Regions from separate parts of the Homo sapiens genome. Here all the other regions are linked to region 3. A link is a contact called in ENCODE Hi-C or POLR2A ChIA-PET data. All regions are on one chromosome and are shown on one strand. Each heading gives the region's core, a stretch centred on a gene start or an enhancer-like site at or near the end of the contact. The rest is flanking DNA. Distances are from core to core; before and after follow the strand shown.

Region 1 (4,193 bases), core at 150-2,649, 98 kb after region 3:
GCTGCTAATTAGCTGACCTTGAGATGGGAAATTATCTAGATTATCTGGATAGGCACAATGTAATCACAAGGTCCTTCTAAGTGAAAGAAGGAAGCAGGAGACTCAAAGAAGGAGATGTGACACAGAAGCAGAGGCTGGAGCCATGAGATTGCTGACTTTGAAGATGAAGGAAAGGGCTGCAAGCCAGGGAATGCGGGAGCCTCTGGAAGCTGGAAAAAGCAAGGAAAATAGATTTGTCCCTAGATCCTGCAAAGAGAAACACATCCCTGCCTACACCTGGATGATAGCCCAGTGAGACCTGTGCTGGACTTCCAGGACCTACAGTCCTGGAAGATAGTAGTAAATCTGTGTTGTTTTAAGCCACTAAATGTGTGAAAATTTATCACAGCAGCCTTAGCAATGAATACACTGCCCAACTTGTAAGCAGAGGATGTGGTGGCTTCAAAGTCCAGGCTTTTTCCCTGCTACTCCTTTCTTTCTTTCCTCCCTCATGCCCAATATCTGTCATCTGTTGATTGGTTAGTAACATTCTCAACGCCTTACTGTTTTATTAAACTTATAAAAACAATGTATTGGTTTAAAAAAAAACAATTCAGTGGTTGTGAAGGTAAGAATCAATAGACAATTTCTCCACCGTTAGCCCCGCCTCTTATAGAAGCACATGCAGCATGTCTTCTTCATACACGAATGTAATGCTAAAGCTGATGCAGTGGCTCAGGCCTGTGATCCCAGCACTTTGGGAGGCCGAGGCGGGAGGATCACTTGAGCCCTGGCGTTCGAGACCAGCCTGGGCAACAAAGTAAAACCCTGTCTCTAACAAAAAATCAAAAAGTTAGCTGGGCGTGGTGGCGGCGCACTTGTGGTCCCAGCCTCTGAGGTGGAAGGATCGCTTGAGCCTGGGAGGTTGAAGCTGCAGTGAGCTGTGATGGCACCACTGCACTCCAGCCTGGGTGGCAGAAGCAGACCCTCCCCCTGGAGGGGAGGGGAGGGGAGGGGAGGGGAGGGGAGGGGAGGGGAGGGGGAAAGAGAGATCCTACTCTCCATTTTAATACAACTTGCTTTTTTAATTAAAAACTATAGCTAGAACCGATAGATTTCACTCGTCCTTAAAAATAGTCCTGTATTATTTTATATAAACATCTCTCGCTATTTATCAAGGCCGTCACTTGTTCAGAAGTATTCTCACTTTTGTTTTGTTTTGTTTTGTTCTTAACAATTTGCTCCCTATATTCCTGGGCTGGCGCCTAGGCCTGCATCCGGGATTTGGCGCCACATCTGCGGGCAGGGCCTCTGAGGTCTAGGGGAGGGACGGCGCCGGCCAAGTCCCGCCCCCGTCCGCGTCGACCAATCAGCTCCCTGGAAGGCCCCTCCTCACCACCCCCCACCCCCGCAGTCTCCGCCTAAGACTTTCCAAGTCCTGTAGTTTCGAGCCCGCTGCCCTTTGCCTCCTGGGCGGAGAAGCTGCTTCCTCCTGGGAACAACCGCCTCCCGCTCCTAGCAGGTTGCTACTGCCCCGAACCCGCGCTGCAGGGAACAGCGGGGCAAACAGTGAGTGGGGTTCAGCGTAGACTCTGGACCAGGAGAGGCCCGCGGTGACCGAGGCCTGGGCCCCGGGTTAGTGTCCGGGGCGGGGAGCGGTGGGCGGGGTGCGACGTTTAGCGTCTGGGGAGGGCCGGGCGTGGATTGCGGCCTCTGCGCGCGCCCCCAGGTGATAGAGCCGTTCCACCGAGGATCCCTTCCTTCGTCTCTACCCCGTTGATGATTTTTCTCTGCAGCTCGGTGCCTATTTCATTCTCGCCGCATTGTTATGCCCTCTGCTGGGCAGGAGGCGATGACCCCCCCTATTTTCGTAGGATTTGTTTTTTGCTCCGCAAGGAGCCATTAAGATCTGAGCTAGCAGGAACCCTCGAGGCGATTTGATCTCGCCAGCTGGGGGCTTGCATTCTTCTAGGCTAGCTTGTCTCCGTTAAGCCCAGGTGGAAGTTCTCATCCACCCCAGTGCTCTAGGCGCCCACGGGCGCAGTGTGGGTTTGTGGTGGGGGAAGGGACCTGGGGAGGGGTGGCGGTGAGAGCGGCGCGGGGATTCAGGCTGAATGTTAGTCTGGAATGCATTTGGCCTGAAGCAGCAAGTGCTGGGTGATACAGTTCCCTGGTAAACAGCCGAGAGCTGGCCGCTAGTTTGGCCCAACCTGCAACGGAAGAAGGCCTTAAGTACAGGAGAAAAAGATCTTTGCCAATTGGATAATCATGGAAATTTAGAAGAAGTACAGCTCGAACTAGACGTAAAGGACAGAATGTGTCTGTCTAGCTGACCAGCCAACCATCGGTCCATCACTTTCATCCTCCAAACTAGTGATTTGTTGATGAATTGGTTTCAATACTTTGTTTTAAAATGTTGAATAAAAAGTAAATGAAATATCTCAGAATGGTCTAAAAAATAATGAAACGAATGCCTGACCATCTCCTTGGGTCAAGAAATAGGGCGTCACAGTACCTTAGAAGCCCATGAGTCCCAACTGATGCCCATGGTCCATTCTCCTCCATTCTCTGAGATGTGACATCTTTCGTGATTTTTGTCTTAATTTAATGAATCCCTTGCTTTTCTTTTTAGTTTTACCATATTTGTGTGTGTATTCCTAAAACATATGTATTGGCTTTCTCATTATAATGACATTATATTAATGACATTATCCTGTACGTATTCTTAAGTTTTATAGATTCATCTTTCATGCTTCCTTCCATTTTCGTTTTCGTCATTTAAGGTGTAAATGTACATAATTTATCCATTCTACTGCTGATGGACATTGGATTGTTTCTACTTTTGGAGGTGTATGATTTATCTATAAGCTATGTAACAAATTACCCCAACACCTAGCAGCTTCAAACCAAAGCGAACAAACAAAACAAGTCCTGTTACCTCCTATCTTACAGTTTCTGTGATCAGGAATCCAGGAGGGGCTTAGCTGGGAGTCTCTGACTCAGGGTCTCTCACAAGCTGTATCAACAATCAAGGTATTGACTGGGCCTCAGTCATCTCAAGGCTAGGCGTAGGGTCGAGGACCTCTCCCAGGCTTACTCACATGACTGCTGGCAGGCCGATTGGCCTCACTGACCCTGGCTGTACACATCAGTTCTTTGCCACATGGGCCTCTGTATAAAGAATGGTTGCAACATGGCAGCTTACTCCCCCCAGAGAGAAGGCTCCCACAGAGAAAAAGAGAAAGACAGAAGTCAGATTCTTTCTGTAACCTCAGAAGCGACATCCCATTATTTTTGCCATTTTATATTCATTAGAAGTGAGTCCCTAGGCCCAACTCACACTGAAGGGAAGGGGGTGACACAAGGACATGAACACCTGGAGGCAGGGATTATCGGGGCCACTTTAAAGCCTGCCCATGTCCTCTAATATTCAAGTACACTTGTGTGGGAGCTTCCCTAGAGTATATAGCTGGGAGTAGAATTGCGGAGTTATAAGATTTATGTGTATTCAATTTTATTGGGTCATTTCTAAACTTTCCAAAGTGTTAAACCAGTTTGCACTCCCTCCAGCAGTGGATGAGCATTCTTGTTGCTCTACATGCTTGCCACAGCTTAGTCTTGTAAAATTACATTTTTTGTCAGTCTGGCAGGTATGAAATAGCATTTAACTGTGATTTTAACTAGCATTTTCCATAACTAATGAGATTGACTTTTTATATGTTGATCAGTGCTTTCTCTTTGTGAAATTCTGATTCCTGTCTCTTTCATTTTTGTATTGGATTGTTTGTTTACCTTTTTTATTGACTCATTGGAATGCTTTCTTTATATAATCTGGGTACGAAGCAGTAATTGTTAGCTATATATGCCACAGACATCTTTCCAATTTGCTTTTGAGGTTTTCTTTCTCTCTATGTCTTTATATCTGTTTCTTTCTCTGTTTCTATCAATGAATCTAAGTTTTGAATTTAATTTCAAGTTAGTAGTACTTTCTTTTATAGCTTTTCTTGTTTGATAATTGTTTTCTCAAGATCATAGATTAATTTTAGTGTATCGTTTTCTAAAAGTGTTATAGTTTTGCCTTTGGCAATTAGTCTTAATCCACATGGAAACTGATTTTTATGTTGTTTATTCCATATGGATAATCTGTTGCCCCAGCACCAGTGATTTGCATGAATCAGGATTTCCATATAAGCATGAATTCGTTTTAAGCCCCC
Region 2 (3,859 bases), core at 520-3,019, 69 kb before region 3:
TGATAAGACTATTAAAAATACTCACAAATATTCCAGGAGTCCCACTGGCATATACCCAAAAGAAAGGAAATCAGTATATCGAAGAGATATCTGCACTCCTATGTTGCAGCACTGTTTACAATAGCTAATAATTGGAAGCAAGCTAAGTGTCCATCAACAGATGAATGGATAAAGAAAATGTGGTACATATACACAGTGGAGCAGTATTCAGCCATAAAGAAAGAATGAGATCTAGTCATTTGCAACAACATGGATGGAAATGGAAATCATTATGTTAAATTAAATAAGCCAGGCACAGAAAGACAAACATCACATGTTCCCACTTATTTGCGGGACCTAAAAATCAAAACAATTGAACTCATGGACATACAGAGTAGAAGGATGGTTACTAGAGGCTGGGAAGGGTAGCAGGGGTATTGGGAGGAGGTGGGGATCATTAATGGGTACAAAAAAATTAAAAAGAATGAATAAGACCTATTATTTGTTAGCAAAATAGGGTGGCCATAGTCAATAACTTCATTGTAATTTTAAAATAATTAAAGAATGTAATTCTTTACATTCACATTAAAGAATGTAATTGGATTACATTCACATTAAAGAATGTAATTGGATTTTTTGTAACTTAGAGGGTAAATGCTTGAGGGTCTGGGTGCCTCATTCCCTATGATGTGCTTATTTCACATTGCGTGCCTGTATCAAAACATCTCATATACCCCATAAATATATACACCTACTATGTACCTACAAAAATTTAGAAAAAAGGGACTCACAAATATGATAATTCTCATGTTTAAATAGCTCAGAAAAATGAATTTCATATTTTAAAACAAATCCTTTGTGTCACTCTTCTTCTTATGTAACATAAATCTAGTTTGCAGTCAATTAGGCCCATTGTTCTATAAAACCACTACTTAATTTCATGAGGCAATAGAAACATGAGGCAACCCCCCACAAACAACTATTTTACCTTACAATTTAAACAAGAAATTCAACACCAAAAGCATCAAAATAAATTATCTACATTAGGTATATCTGAAAGAGAAAAATGTTAAATTAGTCTAGTAGCTAAGTCTGTAAATAGCAGAAATTTGGCATTAACAGGTAAGAATTACAGTTTGCATTGTGATTTTTTATTACAGTGCTTCTGAAATTGTATAATAAATAAAGGTTGGATAATATAAAAACTTACATTTTACATCAGGATTAACAACTAAAAATGAGAAAACAAGGTGGATATGAGTTAGGTAAAGCTTCACAAATTAGTAAAAAGCATCTGTAAGCTAGTGTTGAAACTCTTTCATTCCAAAAAGATTATTGGGGGAAAAAAGTGCCCCAGTGGAGGTTGGATAGCTCTCAGAAGAGATGACGTTATTCTCTGCTTAGATCAACCATGCCTCAGTATGCTATGAAAGTGTGTTGCAGTGGAGAGATAAAGACCCATCACGCACACTGCCATCTGCTCCTGTCCTAGGGAAAAGGGCTCTCCCTGTACTTATCTCTCTGGTTTTCTCTGGAAGGATGTTGATGTCAAGATGTTGCTGCTGTTACTTTCTTCAGTCAGTGTAGGATTCATGATCAGAAATTTAAGCAGGAATACAATTACTTCCAGGACCTCTTCATACATTACAGATTCCCCAGGCTTATTTTAGTTTCAGGAACTCCAAAATATCCCCACCTACTAACCTTCCAAATAGATTCACTTGTTTTTAGGGCAGGTGGAACTCATATAGATTCAACCTTCCAAATAGAATCACTTGTTTCAGGGCAGGTGGAACCCATATAGTATTCCCATCCCATTTTGACTGAGTTTTATCTTCTGTGCAACCCGAACATATATTCTGTAATTTTTTCCATCAAATCTCCACAAGGAATCCAATTCCCAAAGTAGGACCAGGTAGCAAGAGCTATAGAAGCTGTGGGCAACATGTTAAGGGATCAGAAAGAAGGATAAAGCATCCCAGTGGGATTTGTTGAACCCTTTTTGTAAGATTTAACTGGAGCACAAACAAGGACAGTTCTTACCAAGAAGCAATCCCTGTTCTTTAATTTCTAGTGATTTTGAATGCAAGGGGAGTGTGAGGTGAAGTGAGGACGACCATAATCCCTGAGGTCTGTGACTATTACTATTTTCTCTGTCTTCTGAGAATGAAGAAATGAAAATGAACTGACCCTATTTTATAATTTCCGGAAATCCAGCTGAGACAATCCGATGGTGTCTTTGTGCTTTAAATTTTTCTTTTAGTCTTTTACCTAAATCCATTCTTATACTTAAATATAAAGGAGGCAGGATGTAATTTGCTAAATTAAAGTTTTTTTAATGTTTATGACTGCCAACTAAGAAAGTAAAAAAACCTATTATTTTAACCTTGAGAGAGCTCACCTGTAGCAGGTTTTAATGTGCTTTTCCCCATCAGACCTGTTCAGTAAGAGGCTTGTTGGTGATTGGTGTTCAGATTGTGTCCTCATATACTGAAAAGATGCTGCTTCCTCATATTGATGCCCAAGGGCATCTAATGCCTGGAGAGAAACAATCACTGTGACCCATATGTTGTCCACGGTCCAATTTATTAAATATATAAACTCATAAATTATATCTCTTCTTTTTCTATTTCTAATTTTATAAATATAAAAGCCTTCTATATGTCTTATAATTTTTTTGCCTAAAATTATATTTTATCTGAAAAAGATGTATTTTGTTTGATAATAGCAATGCTGAACTTGGTTTACTAACACTTAGGCTAATTTGCATTTATGTTCATTTTTGAGATTTGTTCAATAAATCACTTTTCTTCTACTGTACTTTTCTAGTTTTGTTATCATTGTTATACTAGCCCTATAAAGCAAGCTGGATTGCTGTACTTCTTTTGTCTATTCTCAATAAGTTTTACATAGTATGAAAATTAGCTGTTCCTTAAGGATCGGTAAAATTTGTCTTTAAAACTATATGGCATGGTGTTCTTTGATTAGAAGAAAATTCTGGTAACCAATTCAATTTTTTGAACATTAAGGTTTTGGATTTTCTACTTCTACATAAGGCAGTGTAAGTAATATTTTCCAAATATTTTTTATTTTTCCATAAGTCATTTGGGTACAGGTGGTATTTGGTTACATGGGTAAGTTTTTTAGTGATCTGTGAGATTTTGGTGCACCCATCACCTGAGAAGTATACACTGCGCCTTATTTGTAGTCTTTCATCCCTCGTCCCCATCCCTCTCTTTCCCCCTAGTCCCCAAAGTCCATTGTATCATTCTTATGCCTTTGCATCCTCATATCTTAGCTCCCATATATCAGTGAGAACATAAAATGTTTAGTTTTCCATTCCTGAGTTACCTCAATCAGATTAATAGTTTCCAATTTCATCCAAGTCACTGCAAATGCCGTTAATTCATTTCTTTTTATGGCTGAGTAGTATTCTATTTTATATGCACACACACACACACACACACACACACACACACACACACACACAGTTTCTTGATCCACTCGTTGATTGATGGGCATTTGTGTTGGTTCCACGATTTTGCAATTGCAAACTATGTTGCTGTAAACATGCATATGCAAGTATCTTTTACATATAATGACCTCTTTTCCTCTGGGCAGATACCCAGTAATGGGATTGCTGGATCAAATGGTAGTTCTACTTTTAGTTCTTTAAGGAATCTCCACACTTGTTTTCCATAGTGGCTGTACTAGTTTACATTCACAGCAGTGTAGAAGTGTTCCTTGGTCACCGCATCCATGCCAACATCTACTGTTTTTTGAGTTTTTTATTATAGCCAGTCTTGCAGGAGTAAGGTGGTATCACATTGTGGTTTTGATTTGCAGTTCCCTGATCATTAGTGATGTTGAAGATTTTTTC
Region 3 (3,852 bases), core at 243-2,742:
CAAAGGCACGGAGATCTGAAACAGTTTGAAATTTTCAGGAACTCAACTCATAATTGCTGCGTGAGTGGGCAAGTTGTGAGTGAGTGAATGAGCAGAAAAGAGATGGATGGAAAGAGAAAGAGAGAGACTCTGTTGTCACGGACCAGATCATGGAATAGTGAGGCATTTAAGAATTATCCTGAAGTATAGACAATAAGTAATCACTGTTTGTCAGCAGGATGACAACATCCTCTTATTATATTCTTGTTTTTGATGTGGGAGGATGGGTTAGGATGGGACAAGGTTGCCAAACCAGAGATTCATAGACCCGTTAGAAAGCACCCTCATAGCATACACTTAAAGATACACACAAAGAAGAGAAAAATCATTCTAGCTTATAACATTTGTCAAAGAAACAAAGATGGACATATTTAGCTATACTTGTTCACAAGTTACATAAGTTTTCACTTCTAGAGGAAGCTCTACAAGAAAAACAAAGAATTCCTTATTTCTCATTAACTGAATGAAGGTGCACTGGCACTAATTATTGCATACTGGTATTTTTATGTATCACCTTACTGCAAAATATGTACAGCCTTTTTACTTATAATAGTTTTTACTCCATTAAGCATACTCAAACATGTTACCCCTCATAGCAGATTTACCACTGGTCTAGAATCAAACATCTTTGTTTCTTATGTCTGCTGCTATGCACTTTTCCCCAACTTTGTCAGGGTTCTATACATACGTAGGTTCCAAGTAATTTGAATTTGATGAACATTTAACCTCCGCCCCTGCCAAGATAGCAGCAGTTTTTGTAGCCACCACCAGAAACAAGTTGCCAGGAAGATGTGGTGGTTGCAGCACAGGGATATCAGGTCATCGGGTCAATGGTAGGGATCTAAAGTTTGGGATCATAATCTGGGGCACTAATTTTTGATCCCACACAGAGAGATGTCTCCAAAGTGGCAAGAGGAGCCTGCTCCCTCAGCTCACTGCATAACTGGCTGCACTTAGATTTCAGGAGACAAGAATATTATCCGGACCGATTGCTAGGAATTGAGAGTGGATAGAACAGAGAGGCATTAAACATTTTAGAGTTTAAATGTTGCTGCGCTGTAGGAGCCTGAAACAGGGCTGCCTGCATAGTGAGAAAGTAATGCTCTGAGAGGGAGCACTTACCTTGGCACAGCAGCCTCTGATAGGATGAAATGTGAAAACAAAGCCTTCACCAATTCTAAAATAGGAAGATGCAGAAGAAAAAGATTCAGGTATTGAATAGATGTGAGGAACCCACTTTCTAAACCTAGAAAGAGTGACTGGGTACAGATTGCCCCACTGCTTTCAAGCTGAAAGCCAGGATAAGATGACAGGAGAGCCCTAGGCACTAGGACCACATCTGCATCTGATGTGGCACGAGGCTGCTTCGTCCAGCACCCTGGGACTAGGGTGCCCATCACCTTCCTGGTGAACATGGCAGTGATTTTAGGCACACTGAGCTGTGAAGACCTTTGGATTCTGAGGGCTTTATAGAGTACCAAGACTTTCCCTACATATCTGCCAAGACCCAAGAGAAAAGAACCTTGACAATGGCAGTTCAGTTCTCTTGTGGGATCCAAGAGAAATTTCCATTTGCCCATTGTGGTGATCTTAATTGTTTTATATGTTATTAGTTCCATAGGAAAAAAAGGTCCACTTATGACCACGCACTTTGGAAAGAACCATATTTTTTGACAGATGAAGAGAAAAATGTACTGCAGTGAAATCTCTATATACAGACTTTCGAATATTCTTCCATCTTTGGCTTACTTGAAACAGGATGATCATGCAAGTGCTCCAAATGTGATATTGATGCCCAAAGGAGACTGATATTAGTACATTTTAGTACAAGTTTAAATGACAGTTTTTGTTTTAGATACTTATGTCAACTTGTTCACTAAGTAAATTTATCCTGATGGAATTATTGTCACTTTGTCAGCTGCCCATGGGTACCATTTGACCAATAGTTCACATTCTGGTACAAAGCTCTAGTGTACTAAAAATCACTTCTTCTGTAGCCGGCAGAACTCTTAAGTTGCCCTCTCACAAAGAAAAGCTATCAGATTCACTGTGATTTGATGCAATGGTAGATGAATATATTAAAAGTTATAAACAGTTCAGTGTGGAGAGCCACACATGTTTATGGTAATTAAGCAAGCAGCCTTCAGTACAATTTCTCTTACAGGACTGAAGTATGAAAACCAAGTAGTAGCAAATAAAAGTAAGGCATCTCTTTCAAGTCTCTGGCCTTGATTTATCTCCAAGTCTCAGAAAAACTGACTTCTCTAAAATGTATTATTTTATATTAACCACAATTTTTCAACATGGTTTTAAGCTGCTGTGATATGGTTGTCACTGAGGGGGACCACATTTCTCCTCCAAAGATAGAAAATGTCCATCTACTGTGAGAAGATTCTGTGAGTTACTGTGACAATCATTTTTGACTCCTGGAGTCAACATTTTATACAAGCAATTCTAGAATGGAGATATTTAGCAGATAAACATTGGCTGTATTCTGGGACATGTTGACACGATCTTATCCTAGAATTCAGCTGTACAGGCTTTCCTTGGAGTTTTTTTTTTTTCCTATACCAATTGGTTTCAGGTTGAAGTCTTCTGCAGATTCCTGTTCAATACATACGGGAGGCAATAGGGAAACTCCAAGAACCTGTGTGTTGTGCCTGAGGTCCCTTGGCTATCTGCCTTCTTCTTTCGGAGTCCACGTATATTTGTTGTTATGTCCACTTTTTTTGTTGTTGTTTGTTTTTATTATAAGGAGCATTTTATTCTTTATTATTGTTCTCTGTTGGGGTTGACACTAGTTCTGTTTGGGGCACACCTCCACACTTTGGCCATTACAACTCGGTTTTAGCTGTCAATTGTTATTGGGCAGACCCTGAAGGTCATTCAGAGGTGAAATCTTAGGGCCTTCTCAGGCCTTTTCTGAGCATGCATTCTGCTCTGGATATACACCTGGCTTTCTTTGTTTTCTGGCATACACCTGAGTTATAAAAAAATCCCTTATTTTCCAATGTACCTTCTTCCCCAACCTATTTTCTTCCCAATCTTTTCTGTCTGTTGCTTGTTACCACTTTTATCCCTAGACCAAGACTGCTGCAACCAATGCTTTTGCTTTTAACTGCATTCAGCAAATGGTACCTAGGAAGCTACCCCAGCCCTGGGAAAACTTCCATTCAAGAAACACAAAGGTAAGCCCTTTAGTTGGCTTCCAAATGGTTAGAAAATTGTAACCAGTTTTCTTTGAGAATAAGGTTCATATTGCTCTTTCTCACGCACATTGTTAAATCTGTGCCAGAAGTGTGGGTTGTTATCTTCACAGCTGACACCAATCTGGGAAGTGAGCGAGGATAGGTGGGTAGTTTAAATGCCCAAAACTCTGTTACTGCAATGTGGCAGCTTCTGTTTTCATTAATCTTCCATTGTTTGTTTTAAACTTTTGGCTAGAATCCATAGTTAAACAAAAGCTAATTCTGACAGTTTTTGCCATCTTATTAGTTGTTTTTTGTTTTTTGTTTTGTTTTGTTTAAGACAGAGTCTTGTTCTGTTGCCCAGGCTGGAGTGCAGTGGTGCAATCTCCACTCACTGCAAACTCCGCCTCCCAGGTTCAAGTGATTCTCCTGCCTCAGCCTCCTGAGTAGCTGGGATTACAGGCACCGCACCACCATGGTGGCTACTTTTTGTATTTTTAGTAGAGACAGAGTTTCACCATGTTGGTCAGGCTGGACTCTAACTCCTGACCTCATGATCCACCTGCCTCGGCCTCGCAAAGTCCTGGGATTACAGGCATGAGCCACCATGCCCGGCCTTGTTAGT

Evidence for each region. A loop is a pair of places that touch in the nucleus more often than their neighbours do. ChIA-PET counts read pairs that join two places held with the same protein, here RNA polymerase II (POLR2A). Pooled maps may share reads with other maps.
Region 1: a map of ovary shows a loop between it and region 3 (2.8-fold over the local background). The contact joins the promoter of TCAF1 here to the promoter of OR6B1 in region 3. A Hi-C loop is called at or near these places in 6 of 168 maps with a recorded cell type or tissue (aorta, chondrocyte, heart right ventricle and 2 more) and 3 of 50 pooled maps. POLR2A ChIA-PET finds 5 or more read pairs at or near these places in 8 of 52 experiments (Caco-2, HEK293, HepG2 and 5 more).
Region 2: a pooled map shows a loop between it and region 3 (1.9-fold over the local background). The contact joins the promoter of OR2A25 here to the promoter of OR6B1 in region 3. A Hi-C loop is called at or near these places in 3 of 50 pooled maps. POLR2A ChIA-PET finds 5 or more read pairs at or near these places in 2 of 52 experiments (activated CD4-positive, alpha-beta memory T cell and activated T-cell).

What each region holds. Positions count from the first base shown.
Region 1 is chr7:143,899,382-143,903,574 of GRCh38, reverse strand. It overlaps TCAF1 (TRPM8 channel associated factor 1), which reads left to right and starts at 1,399. Exons shown (of 9, transcript NM_014719.3): 1 at 1,399-1,614. It overlaps LOC105375549 (a long non-coding RNA gene), which reads right to left. Exons shown (of 3, transcript XR_007060574.1): 3 at 1,622-4,193. RefSeq lists a silencer at 1,239-1,378 and enhancers at 2,169-2,218, 1,894-2,431.
Region 2 is chr7:144,067,721-144,071,579 of GRCh38, reverse strand. OR2A25 (olfactory receptor family 2 subfamily A member 25) reads right to left here and starts at 1,769. Exons shown (of 2, transcript NM_001386096.1): 1 at 1,684-1,769.
Region 3 is chr7:143,997,960-144,001,811 of GRCh38, reverse strand. It overlaps OR6B1 (olfactory receptor family 6 subfamily B member 1), which reads right to left and starts at 1,492. Exons shown (of 2, transcript NM_001005281.3): 1 at 1,162-1,492.